Linked DNA regions of Homo sapiens: region 2 is linked to region 1. Evidence: read pairs that join two places in POLR2A ChIA-PET (ENCODE). Cell type or tissue: K562. All regions are shown on one strand. Each heading gives the region's core, and the rest is flanking DNA. Links, peaks and the distances in the headings are about the cores only.

Region 1 (4,393 bases), core at 215-4,214:
ACAAGGCTCAAGAGGGACCAGTGGTTTTACCCACTGTCAAACACCATGAACAAAGCCTGGGTACTGGCTTGTCTTATTGAGGAAACCTACTTTAACATATGAAAACGAATAAAATATTTCAAAATGGTAATGATAATTATGGGATTTTTGGTAATGTATTTCATTTAAGAAGTTTTCATTTAAAAGAATAGGGTGTTTATTCAAAATGGGACAAGACAGGACAATAAAAGAAAGCTGACCAATATTCCTTATGAGCATAGAAGCAAAAATCTTGAATAGAATATTAGCGAATAAAATCCAGCAATATATAGAATTAATAATATAGAATCATGATCAAATGGGGTTACGGCTGGTTCAGTGTTTGGAAATCAATCAATGTAATCTACATTAAAGAAGATTAAAGACCAAAGAGGAAAAACCACCTGATCATACCAACTGATGCAGAAAAAGCATTTGACAATATACAATATCCATTCATGATACAAGCTCTTGGCAAGCTAGTAGAAGGGAAGTTCCTCAACCACATAGAGGCCAACTATGAAAAACCTACAGTTAACCTCATACTTAATGGTGAAAGACTGAATATTTTCCCTATAAGATGAAAACAAGGTTAGGATATCTGCTGTCACTACTCTTATTTAACATAGGACTGGCAATCCTGGCCAGTGCAATAAATCAAAAAAAGGAAATAAAAATCATACAGATTGTAAAGGAAAGACTGTAACTGTCTCTGTTTACAAAGGACATGATTGAATATGTAGAACATACAAAGGAAGCTATAAAAAGCAAATCCCTGGCCAGGCGTGGTGGCTCAATGCCTGTAATCCCAGCACTTTGGGAGCCCGAGGCAGGTGGATCACATAAGGCTGGGAGTTCAGACCAGCCTGGGCAACATGGTGAAACCCCATCTGGATAAAATTACAAAAATTAGCCAGGCATTAAAGTGCATGCCTGTAGTCCCAGCTATTTGGGAGGCTGAGGCAGGAGAATTGCTTGAACCCAGAAGGTGGAGGTTGCAGTGGGCTGAGATTGCACCACTGCACTCCAGCTTGGGTGACAGAGCAAGACTGTTTCAAAAAGAAAACAACAACAACAACAACAACAACAAAATCTAATAACTAATAAGTGAGTTTAGCAAGATTATAGGACCCAAGGCCACATACAAAAATTGTTTCTACACACTAGCAATGTACAATTGAAAGCTGAGATTAAAAACTGTCATTTGCAATAGTTCATAAAATAATGAAATCCTTAGGTATAAATCAAAACATGCATAGTACCTGTACACTGAGAACTATAAAATGCTGATGAAAGTAATAAAAGACCTAAATAAATGGAGAGACATGTCATATTCATGAATGGGAAGATTCACCATAGTCAAGATGTCAGTTCTCCATAAATTGATCTTTAGATTTAACAAAATATCAGTCAAAATTCTGGAAGGATTGTTTTGTAGATGTAGATAAGTGGATTCTAAAGTGTTATCCAAGGCAAAGGAACTGGAATAGCTAAAACAAGTTTTCACAAAACTAGAAAAAGCTTTGACTCACTTTACACAATTTAAGACTCTAAAGATACAGTAATCAAGACTGTGGTATTGGTGGAGGTATAGAAATACACATCAGTGGAACAAAATAGTCAAGAATGGACCCACAGAAATATGACTAGTTAAAAAATTTTAAACGTGGGTGCAAAAACAATTCAATAGAGAAAGCATAGTCTTTTCAACAGATGGTATTGGAGCATTTAGACATGTATTAAAAATGATCTTTGACCAATACTTCACACTTTACACATAGATTAACTCAGAAAGGATTATAGAGCTGAAAGTAGAGCACAAACCTGTAAAAATTTTAGAAGCAAACACAGGAGAAAATCTTCATGATCTGGGTTAGGTACAGAATTCTTAGACATAACACAAAAACCATAATCCATGCAGAAAAATATTGATAAACTGCAGTTCACAGTTCTGGAAGGTGGGAAGTCCAGTATTAAGTTTCTGGCATCTAGTGAGGAACTTCTCGCTATGTCATCCCATGGTGGAAGGTAAGAGAGTGAGAGAGAGAAAGTGAAAGTGAAAGTAAAAGGGGTTGAATTCCCTCCTTTTGTAACAAACCCACTGCCGTGCCAACAGCATTAATCCATTCACTGTACCCACATGGCCTTATCATCTCTCATTAGGCCCCACCTCCCCAAACTTGCATTGGGAATAAGTTTCCAACACATGATTTTGGGGGAACAAATTCAAACCATAGCAACAATAAAATATTTGAGATAAATTTAACGAAATAAATGTGAGACTTGTACACTGAAAACTACAACCATTCCAGAAAGAAATTTTTAAAAATCTAAATAAATGCAGGGACACTCTGCATTAATGGAGTTGAAGCTCAAAATTTTAAGATTGCAGAACTCTTCAAATTGATCTATAGGTTCAATGCAGCACCTATCACATTTGCAGCAGAGTTGTTCTGAACAATTGACAAACTGATTCTGCAATTTATACTAAAAGAAGAATTGAGAATGGTCAAAACAATCTTGAAAAAGAACAAAGAACAAAATTCATCCCAGTTTCAGAGCGTACTATACAACTACTAAGGGGGAAAAAACAAACTTTTCCATCTGCCCTCACACCACGACAGCAATCAACACAGAAGACTTCTGTGACCAAATGTGTGGGGATTTTTCCTGACAGATAGTGTCAGACCCCACAGGTTGAGGGCTCAAGCCTATAAGACTGCCTACAACCTCTCAGATGCTAGGTGCATCTGGAGGCATTCTGGAGGTAAGCCCTGGCCACCAAAACTTCTGACCCACCAGCTTCAAGTTGGGGCCCCCACAATCACCTCTTTGGGTTCCATTTACATAACTGCTGTCACCACACAATTAATTTGCTAGAACAGCTCACAGAACTCAGGGAAACACCTACTTAAATTTACTGGTTTATTCTTAAGGATATTACAAAGGAAAGTGATGAGGAGGTGCCTAGGGTGAGGCATGTGGGAAGGGGTATGGAGCTTTCATGCCCTCCTGGAGTGTGCCACCCTCCAGAACCTCCATAGGTTTTGCTATCTAGAAGCTCTCTGAACCCTGTCCTTGAGGTTATTATGGAGGCTTCATTACATAGCCATGATTGTTTAAACCACTGGCCATTGGTGATCAACATAACCTTCAGTCCCTCAACCCTCTCCAGAGGAGGTAGGCCTGAAAGTCCCAACCCTGTAATCCTCCCTTGGTCTTTATGGTGACAGCCCCATCCTGAAGCTACCTGGGGGGCTGTCAATGCATTAACATACAATAAGACATCACTTTGGTGTTTCTAAGGGTTTTAGGAGTTGTATGCTAGGAAATGATTTATATATTATGTATTTCACAATGTTACAGCTACTACATTTATCAAGACACTGTGGTCATAGCATAAAAGTAGACATATAGACCCATCAAACAGAATAGAGATTCTAGAAATAAACCCTTATGTTTTTGGTCAGTGGATTTTTTTTTTTCAGACAGGGTCTCTCACTCTATTGCCCAGGCTGGAATGCAGTGGTAAGATCATGGCTCACTGCAGCCTCGACCTCCCAGGCTCAAACGATCCTCCCACCTCAGCCTCCTGAGTAGGTGGAACTACAGATGTGCAACACAACACTGGCTAATTTTAAAATATTTTTATAGAAATGGGGTCTCCCTATGTTGATCAGGCTAGTCTTGAACTCCTGGGCTCAAGCAATCCTCTTGCGTCAACCTCTCAAAGTGCTGGGATTACAGGTGTGAGCCACCGGGCCCACCATCATTGGATTTTTTTTTTAATGGGCTCAAGTGATCTCTGTAGTCCCAGCTACTTGGGAGGCTGAGACGGGAGGATCACCTGAGCCCATTACCAATGGATTTTTGACAGATGTGCCAAGGCAATTCAATGTGGAGAAAGGATAGGTTTTTCAACAAATGGTGCTGGAATAATTGGATATCCTCATGTAAAAAAATATACGTTTAGTCATTTTACATCATACATAAAAATCAAGAAAGATAATTGACCTAAATATAAGAGGTATAACTATAAATTTGGTTTGGGATGTAAAAGCGAAGGGAAAACTTCCCCATTGCCCTCTGAAAGTTTGCTGAAAATCACTGACAAAAGGCAGATTAATAGAAAAGGCATGCACATTTATTTGATCATAGTTTTACTTGAAATAGGCATGCGCCTGTAATTCCAGTTCCTTGGGAGGCTGAGGCAGGAGAATTGCTTGAACCTGGGAGGTGGAGGTTGCAGTGAGCCGAGATGGCGCCATTGTACTCCAGCCTGGGCAACAGAGCAAGATTCCATCTAAAATAAATAAATAAATAAATAAATAAAAAGAGGCCGGGCGTGGTGGCTCATGCCTGTAATCCCAGCACT
Region 2 (4,393 bases), core at 295-4,294, 320 kb before region 1:
TCTCCCCCTTTAGAGGTTAGTTTTGCTTAAATTGGATTTGGAGAGTCACGCTAGGGGTAAGAGAAAGAGAACAGTGGCCATTATCAGAAAGAGGTTTTTCAAATCTTAAATTTTACTTAAATCTTAGCATAGAATTATACTTTGGGATGTCGCTCCTCTACAAGGAGCACTCGAAATTTTGCCGTGGGCCGCCTGCGGAGCTGGAGAGCTGAGGAGGCGGGTCCTGGGGCAGCGGCAGCGTTACCGCTTGCAAAGGCGCCCCTTTTTTCTGTGCTGATTTTCGCCTGTGAGACTTCCTCCCACGGGCGCCGCTGGCTAGTCAGACTTTCCCGCGTGCCTCCTGCCCCGCCCTAACAGGCTAACTTTTCCGCGCCGGGCCTGGCTCTTTGCTGCAGCTGCCGCCCTCGGTGCAGAGTTCCCGGGAGCACTTGCTGGCTTCGGTTTCGCGAACTTCCTGGCCGCGGAGCTTTCCCTTCTACTTAATGCTTGCTAGCTCGGCCGCACCGCTCCCCGCCCCCCGCCCCCGCCCCCGCCCCCGCCCCCGGGATCGGGCCTCTAATGCCTTTTCTTAACACCTTATGTAGCTGATTGCCTTGCCGATCTTGCATTACGGGCAGACTAAGGGCCCTCTTAATGCCGCTTGCCTAAGACAAGGTCCCATAGCTGGAGCATGTTTCTTGTCTTTTTTCCTACTTATTGGAGGAGGGGGCTCAGGTGAAACCTCCCTTTCCTCTTTGTTATTTTGCCCCGGTGATACTGGGGCTGAGGGAACACAAGGCGATAAGGTGGGTGACAGTTCCTCCTCTTTCCCCTTTTTAGGCTCTTGCATGTATAATGGAAGCAGGGCTGCTCTAATTAAAGCCCATAGCGTTAAAGCTGTTACTGGGACCTGTTTCCCTTGTGCATAATGTTGTTTAAGATTTCTCCCCACAGGCCGGGCGCGGTGGCTCACTCCTATAATCCCAGCACCTTGGGAGGCTGAGGTGGGCGGATCACCTGAGGTCGGGAGTTCGAGACCAGCCTGACCAATGTGGAGCAACCCCGTCTCTGCTAAAAATACAAAATTAGCTGGGCGTGGTGGCACATGCCTGTAATCCCAGCTACTCGGGAGGCTGACGCAGGAGAATCGCTTGAACGTGGGAGGCGGAGGTTGTGGTGAGCCGAGATTGTGCCATTGCACTTCAGCCTGGGCAACAAGAGTGAAACTCCATCTCAAATAAATAAATAAATAAATAAATAAATATTTCTCCCCACTTGTTCCCACAGCTTCATGTTTAGTGTGCCTTTTTCAGGGAACCATGGGCTTTGGGATTCAACAGTTTGCATTAAGTCCTTTAATTGAGCCTGCAAAACTGATGGTCTGCTAGCCTTTAGCAACTGTTTCAACACTTTTATATACTGTTTCTGTTGAGCTGATAACTGTTGTCCCATGATGAAATCTCAGCATGAACAATCTCCCCCGAACTTGGAAATCCCAAGTGGGCACCAATGACTTACTGATTACTCACTGACCACGTGTTTCCTTTTTCACCTTCCTTTCTCGGGTCCGTTCTGCTTCCTTCCCAGTGTTCATCACGTGGGGGCACCGGCTGTGGGGGTCTGTCCCGCAGACCCTGACCCAAGGATGGATGAATAAAGTACACTGATACACAGATACTCTGCTTTGCCAGTCCAGCTGAGCGTCTGGGCAGCTTACAGACTACATGCAAAGTGCCGCAAACAGTTGCCACTGCGGCCAGAACAGCTAGTGAGACTCGCATTTATTCAGTAAAGATTAATTGACAAAGGCTTGAGTCAACACCACTAGAGGGTAATTGACATTGCGGACCTCCCAAGTAGAAAGCAATTAAGCACCCTCAGTATAACAAAGGTTAGTCTTAAGACCACATGATTAAACAAGTTTGTTAGATAAACTCCCTACACTCCTTTGTTTCTACCCTAATTTATTTAACTAAAGGTAAGGGGACTAGGCTGCCTTCAGTCAGATTTATTACTGAAGTTATGCGAACTCTGAGGCCTTCCAAGAAGGTTTGTAGCTATTATAACTAAAATTTTTCCCACCAGCCTGACTGAACCACCACAACTGTCCACTACCATGACCAAGAGACACAGGCAGCTGATGGACATTTGAAACGTGGCTGGCCCAAATGGAAATGTGCTGGAGGGTAAAATACACACTGCATTTTGAATGCTTTGTAAGAAAAAAAAGGATGTGAAATTTCTGGTTAATAACTGTTATATGGCTGAGCGCAGTGGCTCACACCTGTAATCTCAGCACTTTGGGAGGCTGAGGTGGGAGGATCACTTGAGACCAGGGGTTTGAGACCAGTCTGGGCAACAAAGGGAGAGTCCATTTCTACAACAGCAACAAAAATATTAGCCAGGTATGGTGGCACATGCCTGTGATCCCAGCTACTCTGGAGGCTGAGGCAGAGGTTTGGGAGGGGTGGCCAGCTTGTATTCCCTTATTTGTCCCCGCCCACATCCTGCTGATGGTCCATTTTACAGAGTGCTGATTGGTCCATTTTACAGAGTGCTGATTAGTGCATTTACAATCTTTTAGCTAGACACAGAGCGCTGATTGGTGCGTTTTTACAGAGTGCTCATTGGTGCGTTTGCAATCCTCCTAGCTAGACAGAAAAGTTATCCAAGTACCTGCTGGACCCAGAAAGTCCAGCTGGCTTCACCTGTCACTAGGAAAGCTGAGTGTGCATATGGGCTCCACACGCTGCTGGACTCTGTGGCCCCTAGGCACTCTGGGGCCACACTAGGAGCCCCCAGACAGGGCCCTCTGCTCCTGGTTGAGGGCAGGGTGTCACCCCATTCCTCACCAGGAGGGCTGCATCTCTAGTGTAGCCTGCCAGCCTGCAGTGCCATCACCCTAGCTTATGGTGATGACGAGGCTGAGCCTCCTGAAAGGTCTGTCAAGGGGCAGCAGAACCCCCCGCAGACCCAGCTGCTGGGCCACGGAGCCTCCCCACTGGCCCTGCCAGCCATGCTGGGACTTCTCACCTGCGCCTGACCTGCTCCTGGGAGGGGGCTTCTTCACCTCCCTCCCGCATAAAATTCCGCCAGTTTTGGCCAGGCATGGTGGCTCACGCCTGTAATCCCAGTACTTTGGGAGGCCGAGGCGGGTGGATTACCTGAGGTTAGGAGTTCGAGACCAGCCTGGCCAATATGGTGAAACCCCATCTCTACTGAAAATACAAAATTAGCTGGGTGTGGTGGCACATGCCTGTAATCCCAGCCACTTGGGAGACTGAGGCAGGAGAATCGCTTGAACCTGGGAGGTGGAGGTTGCAGTGAGCAAATAATCATGCCATTGCACTCCAGCCTGGGCAATGAGAGTGAAACTCCATCTCAAAAAGAAAAGAAAAGAAACTGGGCCGGGCACAGTGGCTCATGCCTGTAATCCCAGCACTTTGGGAAGCCAAGGCGGGTGGATCACCTGAGGTTGGGAGTTCAAGACCAGCCTGTCCAACATGGAGAAACCTCATCTCTACTAAAAATACAAAATTAGCCGGGCGTGGTGACACATGCCTGTAATCCCAGCTACTCGGGAGGCTGAGGCAGGAGAATCACTTGAACCCAGGAGGCGGAGGTTGTAGTGAGCCGAGATAGCACCATTGCACTCCAGCCTGGGCAACAAGAGTGAAACTCTGTCTCAAAAAAAAAAAATTCATCCATTTTAGGTGTAAATCAATAATTTTTAGCTAATGCATGCAGTTGAGCAACGCTCACCACAATCCAGTTTTCAGACACTTCCATCAGCCCCTGACCCCATCGCGACACCACTTTCCGTCTCTGTGGATGTCCTTCTCTCAGCACTTGAGGCAAATGGAATCAGATCATATGTGGCCTTTTGCGTTTGGCTTCTCTCACTTAGCATGACCTTTTAAAGGGGTGTCCATGCTGTGGCATATTTTTTTAATTGCAACTGATTTCTTCCTCTCAGAGAAGGCAGCTGCACCCATTCCTGAACTTGCAAAAGAGGTGTTTTAATTTGGGGGGCAGAATGCCCCTCTTCCTGCAGCCCATTCTGAACCTGCCCTCCCCTGCCCTGGTCAGCACACCTCCCCTTGTGCACCTGGAGATCGTCATACTCTTCAGATCTGATTCTGGAGAGGAAAGGAAATATCAGCTCTGTGTCACTATTTTCAATGGAAAGACCATGAGACATCTGCTCCCCAGCCCAGTCCCTTGTCCTGCACTGACATCTCCAGGTGTGGCCCTGGGCATCTGCGTGTTTAAAATGCCCATGGTGGACAGAGTTGACAATGGAAACTCTGCTTTCTGCTTAACTCTTACATTCCCTCTTATTTTTTCAATTGAGAACTAATCTTTGATTTAGAAATTATGACATTCCCAAGTTCTACTCCAATCTTTTTTTCGT

Evidence for each region. ChIA-PET counts read pairs that join two places held together with the same protein. Peaks named below come from ENCODE experiments on the same cell type or tissue, not always from the same donor. Only the 100,000 strongest peaks of a DNase experiment are listed, where the experiment ranks them.
Region 2: POLR2A ChIA-PET joins it to region 1 with 5 read pairs; 1 of 35 experiments calls an interaction of 5 or more read pairs at or near these places.

Annotation. Positions count from the first base shown.
Region 1 is chr10:43,621,464-43,625,856 of GRCh38, forward strand. No RefSeq gene overlaps it. Among named protein-coding and RNA genes, the nearest start is that of ZNF32-AS3, 5.2 kb to the right of the region's middle. In K562, for the core only: no CTCF peak of the experiment used is centred there; a DNase peak (open chromatin) is centred at 2,068.
Region 2 is chr10:43,304,535-43,308,927 of GRCh38, forward strand. No RefSeq gene overlaps it. Among named protein-coding and RNA genes, the nearest start is that of LINC02633, 16 kb to the right of the region's middle. In K562, for the core only: no CTCF peak of the experiment used is centred there; a DNase peak (open chromatin) is centred at 346; H3K4me3 peaks cover 433 bases; H3K27me3 peaks cover 1,390 bases.